Regions from separate parts of the Homo sapiens genome. Here region 2 is linked to region 1. Evidence: read pairs that join two places in POLR2A ChIA-PET (ENCODE). Cell type or tissue: OCI-LY7. All regions are shown on one strand. Links, peaks and the distances in the headings refer to the core of each region. The heading gives the core; the rest is flanking DNA.

Region 1 (7,617 bases), core at 3,562-7,561:
TTAAACTAAGATACTTCATTCTACACGATTACCTGAAACAAATGTCTCAGGTCAAATCACAAGCCTTAGCTTCTGCTAGGGTTTGAAGTCTGGGAAATATATAATCCAGCTCTTCTCTTTCAGTCCAAGCTCTAGCTTGTCAGCAAGACTGTTGCAGAAGATCTATCCTTAAGAGGCAGAAACATCTGCGGTGAGGAAGGCAGCTATTGAAGGTATTCCAGGAGCATGAGACTGAGTTTGCAGAGCTGAGGGTTGTCAATTTCCTTTTCTACTGATATCTTCTTCCTTTAGAGCAAACTTCCTCCTTAGGACCTCAGAGATAAGCACAGCAGGGTCTTCCTCCTTCAATAAACTCCGGTTCCTAGAGACACAATAATAGCTTGAGTACTTACTCTTTCCTGTGTAGTGCTGTATATCTTTTGAATACATTATCTCGTTGAATCCTCACAACAATCTTACGAGGTAGGTGCCATTACAATTCCCTTTCACAGATAAGGAAATTGAAGCACAGAAAGGTTATACAAGTTGCCCAAGGTCACTAGTCACTCAGCAAGTAAGCGGTGAATCCAGAGTTCAGAACCAAACTAGCTGGTTCCAGATCTCATCTATTAACTAGAATGCTTTACTATTTCCTGAAATAGCTATAAAGTATGGGCAAAGTAAAGGACCATCAGTCTGTTAGAGTTGGCCTCTGGTGGCTAAGCTTCTGCCTTCTGGCCCTGTTTTCTTAGTAGCATTTCCCCAGAGGGTCAGCAGGGGAAGTGACTGATGACTCTTGGCTATTCTGACCCTTGATAGTTCTGGAGAAAAGGTGTGCTTGGGATTTCCTACCACCGGGTCTCCCCTTCAGGGGAGATGATTTTTTATGAGAGCCAGAATTAGAGCAAAACATTCACATAAGAAACTCATGGGAACAAAACCAACTCCAGACTGAAGTAGGCCCAAGTTATCTGATACATCATATAAGAGGGTCCTAGATACCTGGAAAATAGTTGCTTGAAATCCTAGTGAACTTATATACATTCATCATGAAGGTGTTTTACTGGTGATTAAGCTAAATATAAGAGCCAAGACTGACTATTCAACCTTCAAAGCAAAAACAAGAGGGACTGCGTTTGGTTGGTGACATATCTGAACCTTTGCTGACTGGGGTACTTTCCCATTCTTATTCACTGACCCAGCTCCTTCTGATCTGAGGACACAAGTGGGAGGAGGGGGCTAGCAATAAGGGTCTTGAATCTAATTTGGTCCAAAAGGCAAGTAAGAGAAAGTTTGAGAGTCAACCTATAAAACATTTTGTTCAGAAGAAGACAGCTCAGAGAAGACCAAAAACAGCAGCAACTGAATTTGGGAATGTGGAAGACCAAAGAGATATGGGTGAGTATGACCAACCTGACTAGGGCCAGTGAAGGAAGGTTAAGAGTGACTTCCCTAAATGGGTCAACTGCCAGGAAGCAATGAGGGAGTCACTTAGCCTGGTCTACTTTTCAGAGGGAAATGGATCCCAGGAGACAAAAAGGGATCCAGGGCAAGTAACTTTCCCTTTAACAAGAACTTTATCAACTCAGGAGAGGACCTCGCTTCCCTGTCCCCAAAACAGTTTTTCATCTGCATTAACAAACAGAGCTGCACAAGCTGGGTGCTGGCCATCAAGGTCTGGCTCTCAAATGCCCAGGAACCTGCATTCAAACCAAGCTCCTCTGGTGAGTCCTGTGCAGCTGTTGAAACCGCAACCCACAACTGGAGAAACACTATGCAATGGGGTGACTCCCTGAGGCTTCTTTGCCAGATGAAGTTTTTCAAGGTAGGTATTCCCCAAAGACCCTCATACTCCATCGGAAAAACCTAGAGCTCCACTCCTTGGGGTTCTACTTTAGTAAGTTAAAGGTGTATTTTTAACAAATCTGAGCAATTCTGATGGGCAGCTAGGTTTCGGAACTACTGGTGAGTCTCAAAAGCCTTATTCTCAAATCACTGAATGTGCAGGGTTTGTTTGCACAATGGACCACTGTATTTTAAAGCAGAAATCTCCAACTTTATGAAATTCTCCTCCCACCAAAAAAGTCTACCAATTTGAGATAAGAAAACATAACAAAACATAATGTCATGCAACCCCTCACTTTGAAGGGTGGGCCATGAAGACACTGTCACTAGCAGTATGAGGACTGAAGTGGTAAAGCCACCTGAGGACAGAAGTTGGATTAGATGAGCCTTCTTGTAAAATCCCTACTAGCCTCATATTTGGTTGGGGTGACCAAACCCAATAAATGTAGTGTTGCTCTTTCCTCAAACTGGGGCCCCAGGCACTGGCAAGCAGGTAGTCAGCAAGCTTTATGAATGACATAACATATGGTACTACTAAGAACTTACTATGTAAGTATGTTGCATTACATAATTGGCCATGGGCAACTCTGAGTAAATAGATACCAGAGCTCCTCATCAGATACTTACAGATCTTGACTCTGTTTCATTCGGTGAAAGTCCTTCAGGATACCCATCATGTCTGCAAAGCTGCTGGCCTTGGACAAAGAGACGCAGTCATCCTCTTCAGACGAACTGCAGGCAGCTTTGTGTTCTGGTTTGCAACATTCAGGGCTGGCAGAACAAAGCAGGGGGACTGATGGAAGCTCAGGGACCTCCACCTCTGTCTCCTCGGTGATGTCACTAATGACAAAGGAAGTTGTAGAGTGGAATGAGGATCCAAAACAAGGTAAGGGAGAAGAGACATTTGAACTTCCTGGAGATAAGAAATCTGGCGTTAATGAAGCCGAAGCTGAAAGAGAAAACAATAGGCATGGGTGGACATTGGGGCTAGAACACAGTAGCAATATCTTCTCCCCACAGCCCTGCCTACTGAACATTCATTTCCTGGGCTGACACCATGACAATCTGGGAGAGCCAGGATGGTATCTGTAGCCAGTGGAGGGTCATTCCACTATGCTTCTCACTCGGGGGCTCAGAAAGCTGTAGAAGCACTGGGCTTTTCCAGTGTTCCAGGAAGGCAGGAAAACCCAGCCCCATAATGGCCTTGGCATTTAAAAGCTCCCATTCCACAATAGGCTGTGGAGTGACAGCCCTGTCATAGGCCAAAGCAGCAGAGATAAGAGCTAAGGCCTGAATTTGTCCTTTTCTCTAACTAGACTAGTGCTTTTGACTATGCTCCTTTGAAATCTTGCTATCTGTGAACTAGAAGACATGTTCTGAGCAAAACCAGAATGGTAACAGACCTCCCAACCTCCCCAAATTTCAGTGGAGAGAATTTCCTCAGTTTTTACATTTCTAAAAATACTTTAAAAACACTAAATACACTAAAAACTATGTTTCTAAAAAAGATGTTACTTCTGCTTGTCTCTTGGATGACAAAAAAGTAGCCAAGAAATAACAAAGTTTCAGTACAATTCTTCATAAAACTTCCATGTGAAGAAATTAAATACATGAAGATTTCAAAGAACACCATGATTTTCATGTGTCCTACCAAATGATAAATTTCAGAGCTATGACTCTGAGTCAATGCAGAGTGAAAAAATGAGGATGGGAGGAATATGAAGATAAGCCCTGAGCATCTTGGGAGCGATCCACCTGTTGGCTGTCCATGCCTCTGGTTAAGGCAGGCTTCCCATCCATTTCCAGTGGTTCTGCCTTAACTGTAGACAGAAAGCTGGAGGGGTGGGTTACAGGGCTTGTTTGCATAATAGACCACTGTTTTTTTTTTTTCTTTTTTTGAGACGGAGTCTCACTCTGTCGCCCATGCTGGAGTGCAGTGGTGCAACTTCAGCTCATTGCAACCTCCACCTCTGCCTCCACCTCCACCTTCCAGGTTCAAGGCACATGCTGCGATGCCCAGCTAATTTTTGTATTTTTTATAGAGACAGGGTTTCACCATGTTGGCCAGGCTGGTCTCGAACTCCTGACCTCAGGTGATCCACCCACCTCAGCCTTCCAAAGTGTTGGGATTACAGGCGTAAGCCACAGTGCCCGACCACTGTATTTTAAGGCCAAGATCTCCAACTTTATGAAATTCTCCTTCCACCAAAAAAGTCCACCAATTTGAGATAAGAAAACATAACATAATGTCATGAAACTCCCCACTTTGAAGGGTGGGGCATGGGGACAATGTCACTAGCAGTATAAGAACTGAAGTGGTAAAGCCACTTGTGATTCCTGGTAGAAACAACAAGGCAAGGGAAGATAGGTGCTTAAAAAGGGTAAGTCTCAGTGGTGGTGGGGGGAATGTTTACTTCTTGTATTGAAAAGGAAAGCAGGGCGCGGTGGCTCATGGTTGTAATCCTAGCATTTTGGGAGGCTGAGGCAAGTGGATTGCTTGAGCTCAGGAGTTTGAGACCAGCCTGGGCAATGGCGAAACCCTATCTCTACTAAAAATACAAAAAATTAGCTGGGCATGGTGGCATGCGCCTATAATCCCAGCTACTCGGGAGGCAGAGGCACGAGAACTGCTTGAACCCAGGAGGTGGAGGTTGCAGTGAGCCAAGATCGTGCCACCGCACTCCAACCTGGGTGACAGAATGAGACTCTTGTTTCAACCGCGGGCACAGTGGCTCATGCCTATAATCTTAGCACTTTGGAAGGCCGAGCTGGGTGGATTGCTTGAGGCCAGGAGTTTGAGACCAGCCTGATTAATGTGGCAAAACCCCGTCTCTACTAAAAATAAAAAAATTAGCCAGGTGTGGTGGTGCACACCCGTAATTCCAGCTACTCAGGAGGCTGAGGCACGAGAATCGCTTGAGCCTGGGAGGCAGAGGTTGCAGTGAGCCAAGATTGCGCCACTGCACTCCAGCCTGGGCAACAGAGCAAGAACCAGGACCCTGTCTCCAAAAAAAGGAAAACTGGCTGGGCTCGGTGGCTCACACCTATAATCCCAGCACTTTGAGAGGCTGAGGTGGGTGGGTCATCTGAGGTCAGGAATACAAGACCAGCCTGGCCAACATGGTGGAACTCTGTCTCTACTAAAAATATAAAAATTAGCCAGGCCTGGTGGCACACCCCTGTAGTCCCAGCTACTCAGGAGGCTGAGGCAGGAGAATCGCTTGCACCTGGGAGGCAGAGTGCAGTGAACTAAGATCGTGCCACTGCACTTCCAGCCTGGGCGACAGAGCAAGACTCACTCAGAGGAGAAAAAAAAAAAGCTACTGTGGGCTTATGTAAGATGTGATCTTAAAGACACTTAGAAGAGGGTATCAGTTTGGGGGCTAAGGGAGGGACTCTGCCTGGGGTCACAGGTTAATATTTTGTTCTTAACCAAACCATTCAGCCCAAAATGGCTGGTAGAAACCATCTAAGAGGCACTACTGGCTAGCCAGGCTTCAGGACAACCCCAGGGCCCGGAACCTAAGTACCTGCAAACCAAGGATTACCACTTTCTTTACCCCTATCCTGCCCAAGAGCCAGGGGAAAGGAACAGCCTGTTACGTTCTGGCCCTGGCACAGGGGCTCCTACCTGCATCAGCTGCCACTATCTTTGCAATCTGGCTGCGCAAGTGGCTCAGCTCGTCCTGCAGCTCAGTAGTGCGGCTTAGGGCTGGCAGAGCTGGCTTCTTCAGGGCCAGAAGCCTCTCCTCGGACCCACGCAGGTTGGGAACAGAGGCATTGCGCTGCATGACAATCAGAGGGCTGGGTTTCCAGGTGTGCCTCAGGGGGCGCGTATCACTCCTGGACCAGGGAAAACCAAGTAGATCAGTTAGAGACAGCAGGCCACTGTGCTCCTAAGGTTCCTTCCCCCACTTCTGTGAGAGTAGTATAGTAAGGTTCTGCTCCTCTCTGAGCCCACAGTTCTCATTCCTCTCTCCTTGCTGCCTGCCACCTCTTCTGGGAAGTTCTCCATTCCTTAGCAGACCAGCTACTGCCTCAACTACCTGACCCGGGCATATGTCTCCTCTTCATCCGCAGCAATCCAGGCGATGTCAGCCAGGGTAGGGACTGGGGGCACATCTCTCAAACACAGGTCAGAGATGTTGGGCAGGGTCTATGGAGAAGCAAAAGTCATCAACATTTACAGATGCCATGATGAGCCAATCAGAAACTGCAGAATACACAGGAGGGGTACCTAATCCGGCACTGGGTGTCAGGAAGGCTTCCTAGAGGGGGCAGAAGAAGGTTCCTGGTCGAAAACATTGAACAGAGGCCAGATGACAGTCAGGCATGGTGGCTCACACCTGTAATCCCAGCATTTGGGAGGCCGAGGCAGGCAGAATGCTTGAGACCAAGAGTTTGAGATCAGCCTGGGCAACATGGCAAAACCCTGCCTCTACCAAAAAATACAAAAATTATCTGGGTATGGTGGTATACGCCTGTAGTCCCAGCTATTCAGGAGACTGAGGTGGGAAGATGGCTTGAACCTGGGAGGCAGAGGTTGCAGTGAGCTGAGATTGCACCACTGTACTCTAGCGTGGACAACAGAGCCACATTCAAAAACAAAAACAGGCAAGACACATGAGAGTCTATGGGATTACAAACAGTTCTGTGTCTTCAGTGGAAAAGGCCTGAGTCACCTTTTAGTAGAGATGGCAACTGTCTAAAACCACTGTGCCCTCTGGTGAAAATACAAGTACAAGGTCATCCACAACCTGTTACAGCAATAGGAAATTTTTCCTGACTAGCTTTTTATAATCCTGTATAGCTAATTGAGATCTACATTGTTACAGCAATGCTGTTTTAAACAAACCTGAAAATTTGAATATATTTAGATTTAAATAAAAATAAATGATTATACAAAAGGAACCATAATAGGATTTCTTAAAATAGCTCCTCAACCTAGAGATGTTGAGTAAAGTGAAAAATTAGGATTCAGTCATGTTGACTGTGATTACAACAAAGTAAAAAACATCCATCTAGAAAAAGAGGACTACACTAAGACATTAATAGTTATTGTATTATTACTATGTAATTATAGGTAATTTATTTTCCTTTTACTTTTCATAATTTTAATATTTTCATATGCTTAAATTTTCAAAATAAATTGGTAAGAGTCCCTTAAATAATATTTAAGGTAATTTAATAATAATAATAAATGCATATTTACACACAAGTAAGATTCAACTGTTTCTGCTACAAATTATTTGGTATGGTAGATGGATCCAGGATTGATCGCTCCTGCATTTAGATAGGAAACCTGGGACTCACAGGAGTTAAGTGATACTCCAAGGTCACACAGAGAAGAACTTCCAGTGACCCAGGAACTAGTGCTAAAATAGGGCATTTGGGGGAAGCCTCCATTTGTTTTCCTGATTAGCCCTGAATGCTCCTTTGCTCTTGGCAATTAAATGAGTAAACAAATATAAAGTACAGCACAGTGCCTGACACATAGTATGTGCTCAGTAAATGTTATCTAGTATTACCAATACTGCTCACATACATTCCTGCTCTGTGAGAGCCTGTGCCCTTGATTGTCTCTGCCCAGCATCTGGCCAAAGAACTGAAGAGGGTATAGCCAAGTGTGGGGACGGCCTCTATGCAGTGAGCCACACTCCCTAGCTGTCTCCCTTTTTTTTTTCTGATGCTTCTGAGGCAAGTTAGGACCAGTTCCTGCCCAGGATCTTTAGACAATTCTGGATAGCTGGCAATCTGAATACTGGGACAGCTTTTCCTGCCCCCTACCCCTGC
Region 2 (4,000 bases), core at 1-4,000, 480 kb before region 1:
CTCGGCCTCCCAAGTAGCTGGGATTACAGGTGCCTGCCACCAAGCCCGGCTAATTTTTGTATTTTTAGTAGAGATGGGGTTTTGCCACGTTGGTCAGGCTGGTCTTGAACTCCTGACCTTAGGTGATCCACCCTCCTCGGCCTCCCAAAGTGTTGGGATTATAGGTGTAAGCCACCGTGCCTGGCCAGAATTTTGAATTTTTTTCTGTGGGTGAGAAGTGCTGGGATTATAGGCATGAGCCACCGCTCCCGGCCTGCTTTATGTTTTAAGATCTCTCTGGTAGCACATGGGAACTAATGAAGGGAGCCTTGGCCATACAACCCGTGAGGCTGCCCAGACAGGGCAGGGGCTGGGGCAGGGTGGGGACAGATTTGGGAGGCTGGATGCTGGGGGTGAAGAAACTCTGGGCCTGATCCTTGAGGAGGGCTCCTTCCAAGGAAGGGGCAGGGCATGATTCTCAAACTCTGCAGTGAAGGCATTGGAGGCTGCCTCCAGGCAGCATAGATTCCCTTGCTGACTGACTTCAGAAGTAGGGTTGAGGCCAGAACCAGACATCTTCAAAGTGGAACTTCTTGGATTTGTCCTAAAAAATTTGGTCCAGGCTGGGTGCAGTGGCTCATGCCTGTAATCCCAGCACTTTGGGAGGTCGAGGGGGGCGGATCACCTGAGGTCATTTACTGAATAGAGTAGTAGCCTTCGATTATGTCCTTCAGGTGCACTCCTTTTTCCAGAAGGAAGAGGAAAGGAAAGGAAACTAACATTTACGAGTGCTTCCTATGTGGCAGCAACAGCAAAAACAACAGCAGCCCCAACTCACATTTTTCAGTGCTTCCTTTGAGCTTGGCGCTGGGCTAGACCTTCTCTGTTATCTCTGAATCTGCTCAGAACCCTGCCTGTGCCAGTACTATTACGACCCCCATTTTATACTAAAAGAAACTGAGGGTGGGTTACTCCAGTGAGTGGCAAAACCTGGCATCTTAACCTTGGTGTCACATGGACTGTGTCTTTTTTTTTTTTTTTTTTTTTGAGATGGAGTTTCGCTCTTGTTGCCCAGGTTGGTTGGAGTGCAATGGTGCAGTCTCATCTCATTGCATCCTCCCCACCTCCTGGGTTCAAGCGATTCTCGTGCCTCAGACTCCCAAGTAGCTGGGACTACAGGAGCACGCCACCACGCCCAGCTAATTTTTGTGTTTTTAGTAGAGACAGGGTTTCACCATGTCGGACAGCTGATCTCGAACCACTGACCTCAGGCGATCCACCCACCTCGGCCTGTGTCTTGATTGAATCCTGCCTGTGGGTTGGCCTCTCTGGCTCTGAGATGTTGGGAGTGGCACCTGGTTTCTGGTGGGAGGGAAGGAGATACTTGGGCTTTGTGTCACCCAGCTGGCTGATGGACGGACAGCCTCCTGGGTAGTAGCATTTTCAGGCTCTAAGTTTGGGAAAGTTCCAGGCTTCTGACTCATTTCTGCATCCCATCCCACCCTCACAGTACTTTCCCAAGCACCACCAGGCCAAAGGTCTCTCAGTTCAGAGCAGAAAGCCGTATACCCAGAGGAGCAGGCAGATAACAGAAACTTCCAGAAACCTCTGTGGAGACAGTGGAAGAGGCAAAAGGTACTGCTGCCTAGACAGCGCTTCCCATTAGGAAGAGTAGCCAGGGAAGTGGAAACTTCAGGCTACCCCCTGGGCTTGGAGCCCTGAGTCTGTCCCCAGGGGCTGACTTCCTGCATTCCTCTAGGGAGTTCCTGACAGCTGGATTCTAGAAGTAGAACTATGAGCTCACCTTTGGCCTCCCTTAGCAAGACCCGAAAAGTGCCCCTGCCCTCGGAGCCTATGAATCCTGGGTAAGGAGCCAGCCTCAGGGGTCTTTCTGTCCCCGCCTCTGTATCCTCTTCTATCCTTCCATGGCCAGAGGACAGTGACTCCTAGTGTCTTGGGGAATACAAAGAAGGGCCACATAGCCTTCCCTGACCACTGTCTTTTTCTTTATACCTTCTTCTGGGGCACCCAACTTTGGATCTGAGCATAAACTGGGTTGTGCTTTTAGTAAGGTATGGGCCCTGTAGGAGTGGCTTGGCATCCCATCTGTTCATTCACTGTTCATTGATTAATTCTGCAAACACAGATGGTCTACGGACCTATCCTGGGCCAGGCCCTGTGTGGGGTTCAGTAAAGGGAATCTTTTACATCTGTCTAGCACTTTCATGTTTTCAAAACATTTTTTACCTCTCTTCCTTCTTGCTCTCTGGAATACCACTTTGAGTCTTTTTTTTTTTTTTTTTTTTTTTTTTTTTAAAGACCAAGTCTCGCTCTGTCGCCCAGGCTGTGGATTGCAGTGGCACGATCTTGGCTCACTGCAACCTGTGCCTCCTGAGTTCAAGCGATTCTCCTGCCTCAGCCTCAGTAGCTGGGACTACAGGCGCATGCTATAACACCTGGCTAATTTTTTGTATTTTTAGTAGAGACGGGTTTCACTGTGTTACCCAGGATGGTCTCGATCTCCTGACCTCGTGATCTGCCCACCTCGGCCTCCCAAAGTGCTGGAATTACCAGCCACCGCGCCTGGCCCCACTTTGAGTCATTCTAAGGCCTAGAAGATTCAGAGAGGTTAAGCAACAGGCCTCACAGCCTTTGCAGAGCAGAGCTGGGGCTGAGCTCATGGGCTTTGCAAGCCTTGTAGTCTTCCCACCTAAGACTCTGCTCTTCACCCCTTCCCCATCCTTCTCCACTGGGTGAAGTCAGACACCTCGAAGCCTGTCCCTTGTCTCACCCCAGGCTGGGGCTGGGATTTGGGGCTGGAAGTCCTCAGGAGTTAGAGGCCCTGCTTCCATCTCTTTGAGCTTTGGCTGAAGTCCGGTGCCCAGAGCCTTATCCCTGGTATCATTCCAGGGGCCCTAACTTATATTTCTTCCTTCTTCCTGCCTGGGTTCCCAGGAGGCGAGGAATCCGCATCTATGGAGATGGTAAGTGTGCCCCGCCCTCGTGCCCTCTTCGCCTCTCATGTGCTTGCACCTCCTACAGTTGGACCGATGGAGAGAAATCACACGAGAAAGGCCCTTGTCAGCTGGAGCAGCGGCCTCCACCGTGTTCTGTGCAGCTCCCATGCTGTCCTCCCTGAGGGCTGGGCTTCCCTCCTGGAAGCTCTCAGATTAGGAGGCCCCATACCCTTGGCACAGATGTTGCCACTCACATTTGAACCCCTTGACCCACTGTGGGACTGGCCAGTGTGTGCCTAGAAACCAAGTGAGGGCCAAGAGATTACCCAGCCCAGGGGTTTGGATCCCAGCCCCCCTTCCCCCTCCAGCCTCCTCCAGTGTGACAGCCTTTCTCCCGGGAGGCCTGTCCACACATTGCCACCCTGACTCTTGTAGCTCAGGCCTTTGGATCCCTGCCCCCCAACTCTCCACCATGGCATTGGCATTGGCCATGCCAGTCCCCCTGGGAGCAGGACTGGAAGAACTCCAAAACAGCCCCATTCTGGTTGGATCCTTGCTCCCCAGCCTTGTGAATTCTCTCTCCTCAAACTCCCTGGGGCACAGTGCATAGGCCGCGTCACACTGGCGAGGGCCCAGGGCCTGAGTTTCCTCTGGGTCTCCGCCCCAGAGCGGTGACCTAGGCATCCCTGTCTGCAGAAGATGAGGTGGACATGTTGAGTGATGGGTGTGGCTCAGAAGAAAAGATCTCAGTCCCTTCCTGCTATGGCGGCATAGGTGCCCCTGTGAGTCGGCAAGGTGAGAGCAGAGGCCTGAAGGGTCTGGGTCCTGGCTGCAGGAGGGGGCCCCAGAGACGGGGCAAGGCCTAGGGAGGCATGGCCCTTCCTCTCGCCTGTTTGGTCTGAGGCAGCTGCTTCCACTCCTGGCTGATTGTGGCAGGGACCTGGCTTGGCATAAAGCCACACAAGCCCCACCCTTAGCTCAGGAGGCCGAGGCCCAGCCCCAGCCCCAGCCCCAGGCCAGGCTGTGGCTATAGTTACCAGGTGTGATATCAGTGGGCTCAGGAT

What was found. ChIA-PET counts read pairs that join two places held together with the same protein. Peaks named below come from ENCODE experiments on the same cell type or tissue, not always from the same donor. Only the 100,000 strongest peaks of a DNase experiment are listed, where the experiment ranks them.
Region 2: POLR2A ChIA-PET joins it to region 1 with 15 read pairs; 4 of 35 experiments call an interaction of 5 or more read pairs at or near these places.

Annotation. Positions count from the first base shown.
Region 1 is chr1:25,824,665-25,832,281 of GRCh38, reverse strand. It overlaps MTFR1L (mitochondrial fission regulator 1 like), which reads right to left. Exons shown (of 7, transcript NM_001099625.2): 4 at 5,871-5,980; 5 at 5,456-5,667; 6 at 2,452-2,773; 7 at 1-361. The coding sequence ends at 256. It also overlaps a transcript of AUNIP not described here. Among named protein-coding and RNA genes, the nearest start is that of MTFR1L, 8.5 kb to the right of the region's middle. In OCI-LY7, for the core only: no CTCF peak of the experiment used is centred there; no DNase peak of the experiment used is centred there.
Region 2 is chr1:26,300,657-26,304,656 of GRCh38, reverse strand. It overlaps UBXN11 (UBX domain protein 11), which reads left to right. Exons shown (of 15, transcript NM_001389556.1): 2 at 1,739-1,844; 3 at 2,935-2,963; 4 at 3,633-3,731. The coding sequence starts at 1,774. Among named protein-coding and RNA genes, the nearest start is that of UBXN11, 4.0 kb to the left of the region's middle. RefSeq lists an enhancer at 914-2,113. In OCI-LY7, for the core only: no CTCF peak of the experiment used is centred there; no DNase peak of the experiment used is centred there; H3K27ac peaks cover 1,154 bases.